Regions from separate parts of the Homo sapiens genome. Here region 1 is linked to region 2. Evidence: chromatin contacts called from ENCODE Hi-C or POLR2A ChIA-PET data. All regions are on one chromosome and are shown on one strand. The core of a region is the stretch at or near the end of the contact, and the rest is flanking DNA. Distances in the headings are between cores, read along the strand shown.

Region 1 (3,506 bases), core at 904-3,403, 420 kb before region 2:
GCCAGCATCACTGTGCCCCTGGAGTCCATCAAACCCAGTGAGTAGGGCTGGGGCAGGTGCAGGCTGGGTTGGGTCAGCTTGCTGCCCTGTCAGGAGCTCTGTCTGGGGAAGCTAGTGGGAAAGCAGGGCTCCCCTGGCTCTGCCACTGGCCAACCAGAGGGGAGCTCTGAACAAGGCCCTCCCCTTCCCAGGAGTCAGTTTCCTTATCTGCCCCAGAGCAATCAGAGGACTGCTGTACAAACTCCAGGCTTATATAAGCAAGAAGACCTCTAGGGAGTAGGCTCTGGGCCCCTTCCATCCCCAGGAAGGCAGGGCCCAGGACACAGAGAGGTTTGGGGTCTCCCCCAGATTACAGAACTGAACCATGATAAAGACCCAGATCCAAGGCTGGGTTTTTCCAGCCCAGGAGCAGTAAGGGGACCATGGCCCAGCCCCGGGCCCCAAGCAGACACATGAGGCCTGGTGGTCCTCAGCATTGCCCTCTATGAGCTCCCTGTGACCAAAGACACTACCCCCACAGTGTCTCCCAGCAGTGGGCAGAGCTGCCCCTCTCACCAGTAGGAGAACCCTGAGCTCAGAGAAGGGGAGTGACTGCCGCAAGGTCACACAGCGTGAGACTCACCCTCACCAAGTCCCTCACCCCAGCACTCCAGGCAGCAGCCACACAGCATCGGGGGAAGCTGGGCTGTGACTCGGCTCTGGGGTGGGTGTCCTGCCTCCACTATCAGACTGGGGGTTCACCTGCCCTCTCTGGGCACCGCTCTGTGCCCCTGCCTGCACTGCCACCCAGGGTCCAGGTAAGGCCCCAAAGGAGGACTTTGCTCTTGTTGCCAGTACAGCAGCCAGCTCCTGAGGCCAGCCGGGTGGGGGCTGGGGGCTGAGCGGATGTGCTGCAGCTCAGCTGTCCCATCGCCCTCCCACCTTCTCCCACAGGCAACATCCTGCCCGTGACTGTGTATGACCAGCACGGCTTCCGCATCCTCTTCCATTTTGCCCGGGACCCACTGCCAGGGCGCTCCGACGTGCTGGTGGTGGTGGTTTCCATGCTGAGCACCGCCCCCCAGCCCATCCGCAACATCGTGTTCCAGTCAGCTGTCCCCAAGGTGACAAGCCAGTCGGACAGGGCATGCCTCCCTCCTCTCAAGGCAGGGTGACATGGAGCTGGGTGGGGAGCCACCTGTCAGGGGGCAGGTCTCCCTCCCTTGCTGGGTGGTTGGTGTAGAAGGGACCAGAAGGACTGAGCCCCAGGATCCCCGGAGGGGAGCTGGCAGGCTGGGCCTGGTTCCTCAGAGCAGGACAAGCAGCCAGGGCTAGCTGTGCCCATCCTGCCATCTGCCCACAGGTTATGAAGGTGAAGCTGCAGCCACCCTCGGGCACGGAGCTGCCAGCTTTTAACCCCATCGTCCACCCCTCAGCAATCACCCAGGTCCTGCTGCTTGCCAACCCCCAGAAGGTAAGGGGCCCCCAGGCAGTGCTGCAGGGTGGGGACGGCCACTTCTCCTCCTCTGACCCCTCTGCCTTTGCCATCTCTTCCCCAGGAGAAGGTTCGCCTCCGCTACAAGCTCACCTTCACCATGGGTGACCAGACCTACAACGAGATGGGGGATGTGGACCAGTTCCCCCCACCTGAAACCTGGGGTAGCCTCTAGAACAGAGGGGCTGGGGAGAGGAAGGGGCAGAGGGACCGGTCACTGTCCAGCCTGGAGGGAGGCATTGGTGGCCAAGGACACCCTTTGTTGCCCATGGCCATTCACCCCCAGGCCTGGTGCTTCTCCCCACACCCCTGTAGGCCTCAAGTGACTCTTCCCCCTCCTGCTCCGGCCCCGCCCCTGCTGAGCCAAACCCAGTAGGAGGCTGGGCCTGGGTTTGTGCCGCTGGGGTCTCCATCACCGGGACCTGGAGAGGGAGGGGCTGTGTAGCCTTGGAAGAACTTGGGTCATGGGGAGGAAGCACAGCTGTTGGGGAAGGGCCAGGACCTCAGGCCCAGCCCCAACCCCAGCTGGGGTGGGGTCTTCCCCACCTGTCTCTTATGCCTTATGGGAAGGCCCAGCCATAACTCGGGGGCCATGCTGGAGCTGGGGACCAGCTTAGGCCTCCTCCATAGGAACCCAGTGACTGGGGGGTGACGCCTACACCCCCAGCTATTTGCACTCTGGTGTGTGGTTTGACTCTGCTTTTCTTCCGGATTGGCCCTGTGGTCACAGCCTCAGGGGGCCAGGCTGGGGGAACCTCACCTGGCCCGTACTCCTGGGGGTTTCCCTTTGCCATTGGGCCCCCTGAGGGACTGTGGGGGCTCAAGGGTAATGCCAGAGGCCCATGGCCCCAGCGAGGGGCTGTGGGGCACCTAGAGTTCTCGGTGTGTCTCCTTCATTCATTGGCCTCTGCTGGGGCCTCCTATGGGTGTCTTACGTCTGTCCATCCATCTGTCCGTGGTCAGAAGTGGGGTCAGTGTGTGAGTGAGAGCAGGAGTATTTATGAAAATAAAACGTCGTTTTTCCTGGACCAGCTGCTCTCGTGGCCCTTTGGAGGTTGAGGGAGATGGGAGGGGTTGAGTCCATGTTCCCTAGGGCTGCCCTGTAGACCTCTCCACTTCCGTCTTTGGAGGTCAGGCCGTGGGCCCCCTCCCCACCACCCCCCGGGCCCTGCACCGGAAAAGGCCCTGCAAAGGGGCCTGTGGCCAGTGCTGAGTCACCAGAGAGGGCGCTGGGCTGTGGCGGACCAGGACCGTCCCAGCTGGAAGTGGGCGACCGCCAGGGCCTGGCAGGAGCCCCAGCTGCTACAGACACCGAGGGGGAGGCCCCTGGCTGCTCACGACTTCCTCCTGCTGTGCTCAGCCCTCCACACAACCTCGATGCTGCAGCACCCCAGAGGGAAGTCCAAGCCCAGCTTCTCCCTCCCCCCAGACATCACTCCCTTGCCCAGCACCAATCGCAGTTTGTTTGGGAGCAGACCCAGGGACCCTGAGCTGGGCCCCTGCCACTCGCAGCGGCAGCTCTCCCCCACACAGTGCTATCAGTTTTCTCCAACCAGGAGGCTGGGGTCCAAGCTTGGGCGTGGCTTCGAGGCCACACAGCTGGGAGCGAGGGGGCGCTGGTCCAGGCAGATGGGCCCTGTTGTGTGGGAGGCCAGCCCTGCGTGTGGCTCTGCAGGAAAGTGTTCCCTGCTCAGATGAGTCCAGGGAGGCTGCGCACGGTTTCTCCTGAGTAGATGAGCCCATACAGACCCTGGGAAGTCCCTCATTTAAGAAGCCATTTTCACTTTGTCTAATCTAGTGTTTCCCAATCTGAACTTGGCCGCTGAACCCTTCTCCTTAGATATAGTTGTGACATGCTGGAGAATTGCCCAGCACACCCGCATCCCAGCGTGTGTGCTCTTTAACACTCATCAGCAAGCAAGGGGCCCCTCTCTGCTGGGCCCACACTGAAAGCGCAGGCTGAGAGCTCCTCCATGTCCGCCTTACTGCTGAGGGGACAAGAGGCATTAGCTGCACCCTGCGGGAGCCTCCT
Region 2 (3,228 bases), core at 207-2,706:
GATCTCGGCTCACTACAACCTCCCTCTCCTATTTTCAAGCGATTCTCCTGCCTCAGGCTCCCAAATAGCTGGAATTACAGGTGTGCGCCACCGCACCTGGCCTTAGACTGCTGCTTTTTGAAACCAAAATTCTGGCCTGGAAACAGAGCTTGGTTTTCCCAGCCCCAGCCCTGCCGCTATGATACCAGAGGAAGAGGCTTCCCAGGGCCTCCGTTTCCTTGCCTGCACAATGTGGCTGGCAAGATTTGGTCTTCTCTCACAGGGTGGTGGTGAGCTTTCAAATCCTGTGAAAGTGATCTCACAGGAGAGCAGTGGACACGTGGGAAGGCTGTTATTGTCACGGCATTCTGCACATCTGTCCGGACTCAATTAGCCACCTAAGGAGAGAGTAGGGCGGGGCTTCCACCGGCCGTGGGATATGTGGATAATCATCCTTCTGTATCTTTCTTCCATGGCTCCTGGGGCAGCTGGGGAAGCAAGCTGGATGGGCCTGGCCCCATGCTGCCGGATGAGGTGGATGCCTGGCTGTGGCTCTGGGAGAGCCAACCTCCCCCAGGGAACCCACTTTACACAATAGCAGTGGCAGCAGAGGCTGGCGAGGAGACAAGATTCGGACTCTGGGGAGCACTGATAGCATTTCCCGAGCCTCAGGTACATGCGGACCGTGACCCTCCCTGGGACCCCAGGGGGGCTGCTCCTCAGGACTAAGGAAGGAGGAGGGGGTGTGAGAAACCTTTCACCATATACCATAGAAAGCATTTACCTCAATGGCCTTGGTTTACATATGGGGAAACTGAGGCACATAAAGGGAAGGGAGCATGTCCAGTCTGTCCTTAATAGCAAGACCCACTGAATACACCTCTCCTGGCTCTCTGTTTAGTGTTTGGACGTTCAAAGATCCCTAGACTAGGCGGCGGGAGTTTCAGGGCCACGATCCAGATCTTACACCAACTGTGTGTGGCCCCGCACAAAATCACTCCCCGCTCTTTGGCACTTAAGTTGGCGAAACTGGGATGGGCTGGGACCTCAAAGGGCCATTCTAGTAGGGGAGTCACAGGCCCAGGTGGTGAAGGGGTGAAAGGGCATGATGTCTTGGGGTTTATAGTCCACTGAGCCTCGCCGGAGGTAACCCCGGCTCAGGGATGCTTTCGTTGCCATGGCAACCGCCGGGCCGGCGCGGGCCCCTGAGTGCAGCTGAGGAAGCTGGGACAAACCCTGCCCTTCCCAAGATGGCGGCGGCGGCAGGGCAAAGGGCGGGGTTAGACGCTGTCAGCCTGTCCAGACCGTTCCTCTGTTTTCGCTTGTTCCTACTAACAGCGAGCTTCCGCCAATACTTGTTCTCGTTCTTGGTTCCGAGCGTCCCGGGAGCCGGGAAGGGAAGGATTGTCTGCAGGGATTGGAGCAAATATCCAGTGGGGGGAAAGCCGGGACTTCCGCGTCTTGCCGGAAGTGACGTGACAATCGCGGCCACCGCCAGGTGGAACGGCAGGTGGGTTCAGGTACCAGCCTGGCCGGGACCCGGCTGTGGGACCAACGCTTCCGGTGAGCGACAGAGGCAGCTCCCCAGGGCCTGGAGACCCGTGGGGCGGACTCTGGGATCTGAGCCTATCGCCCTGGCCTGGAGCCCCCCTTTGTACCTAGTAAGAATCACCTACCCAGCCCCCCACCCGGAGACTGTCCCATCCCACTCCAGAGGGAAGAGGAGGGCACTGCTGTCCCGTATGAGGTGGTGGAGGGAGGGGTGGCGTTGGCATTTAGGCACTTGGGTTCCTTAAATCCTATGCTCCTTTCTCTCCCGGATCCAGTTCCCCATTCCCCTACCGAGCTGGGCAGTTAGCCAGCCCACTCCAACTCTCGGAACCATGTTTGCAGACTTGGATTATGACATCGAAGAGGATAAACTGTGAGTATTTTATTCCCCCAAGTTCCAGCAGTATAGGAGCCCCAAGTTCCTCATTTCCCTGGACTTCCCAGTCCCACAGACCCTTGCTTCTCAGCGGTGGATCAGTTGTTGTACTGAAGCAGCAATGGACCCTGCTCTCCCAGGAGCTCACTATTTGTAGGGGGCTGTGGACAGTTAAAGGGATAATCACAGCTCAGTGCCATAAGGGCACTATTAGCATGACTTGGTGACAAGAAGAGCAAAGCAGATGGAGCAGTGCTTCTGCTGGGATGGTCAAGGAAAGCTTCATGGAGGACGTAGCAATTGAACCAGGTTTTGAAGGTTGAATAGGAATATTGTAGACACCCTTCCTTCCCAACATAGGTTGTTAGTAGGACAGATTTTCCCATTAGAATATATCCTCTTTCAGATCAAGGAGTGGGTGCAATGCCTTTCTCTATGCTCAGCACTTAGTAAGGGACTTGACGTCAGTAGGTTGTTAGCGAATGTTTTTTGAATGAATAAGTGAATCAGCGTGAGTACTTATCATAAAACACCAGTCAATGCTAATTTATAGTGGAAACCGAGAGGTAATCGAGCAGTTGAGAGGTGGGAGGTGGACAGTTTAATAGAGGAAGACTCCCTGGAGTAGGTGGCCATCATACTACATAGATGCCTGATAAGGTGACAAGGACAGAACCTGGCTCAAATCTCAGAGATCGAATAAATGAAAGGGAAGGGGGACCTATTTTTATGGAGTGCCTGCTATGGACTGGGTTGCTGTTAGTGCCCTCCATGCATGGTTAGAAGAACTCTGATAAGGGTGCTCATCCACATTTTATGGATGAGGAAATTGAGATGCACAGAGGCTGACTTACCCAAGTCCCATAGCTGGCCAGGCACGGTGGCTCACGCCTGTAATCCCAGCACTTTGGGAGGCTGAGGCAGGCGGATCAACTGAGGTCAGGAGTTCAAGACCAGCCTGGCCAACATGGTGAAACCCCGTCTCTACTAAAAATACAAAAAAATCAGCCAGGCGTGGTGGCAGGCACCTGTAGTCCCAGCTACTTGGGCGACTGAGGCAGGAGAATCACTTGAACCCGGGAGGCGGAGGTTGCAGTGAGCCGAGATTGCGCCATTGCACTCTAGCCTGGGCAACAAGAGTAAGACTCCATCTCAAAAAAAAACCAAGTTCCACAGCTGATAAATGGCAGAGCTGGGGTTTGATCCCACATCTGCTTAACTCCAAGAGCTGTGCATGTTCCAGCACAAAATGTTGTTTTGTCCAAGGGAGGGAGAGAAAAAGCTGGGCAGCCAGTGGAGCCCCTCAGGAGTTTTAGAGGGCC

What was found. A loop is a pair of places that touch in the nucleus more often than their neighbours do. ChIA-PET counts read pairs that join two places held with the same protein, here RNA polymerase II (POLR2A). Pooled maps may share reads with other maps.
Region 1: a loop to region 2 is called in a pooled map, with 8 times the contacts of the local background. The contact joins the enhancer-like site here to the promoter of PICK1 in region 2. A Hi-C loop is called at or near these places in 2 of 50 pooled maps. POLR2A ChIA-PET finds 5 or more read pairs at or near these places in 2 of 52 experiments (B cell and activated naive CD8-positive, alpha-beta T cell).

The regions. Positions count from the first base shown.
Region 1 is chr22:37,631,063-37,634,568 of GRCh38, forward strand. GGA1 (golgi associated, gamma adaptin ear containing, ARF binding protein 1) reads left to right here. Exons shown (of 17, transcript NM_013365.5): 14 at 1-37; 15 at 934-1,103; 16 at 1,343-1,453; 17 at 1,539-2,502. The coding sequence ends at 1,649. Among named protein-coding and RNA genes, the nearest start is that of SH3BP1, 6.9 kb to the right of the region's middle. RefSeq lists enhancers at 1,676-1,735, 1,916-1,975, 2,242-3,115, 2,336-2,495, 3,276-3,365. Within about 2 kb of position 2,154, at least 35 of the 41 ENCODE cell types and tissues checked have a DNase peak (open chromatin) inside an H3K27ac peak, as active enhancers do; they include B cell, where a contact is called at or near this core.
Region 2 is chr22:38,055,948-38,059,175 of GRCh38, forward strand. PICK1 (protein interacting with PRKCA 1) reads left to right here and starts at 1,457. Exons shown (of 13, transcript NM_012407.4): 1 at 1,457-1,640; 2 at 1,806-1,903. The coding sequence starts at 1,863. RefSeq lists enhancers at 909-1,534, 1,231-1,290, 1,535-2,158.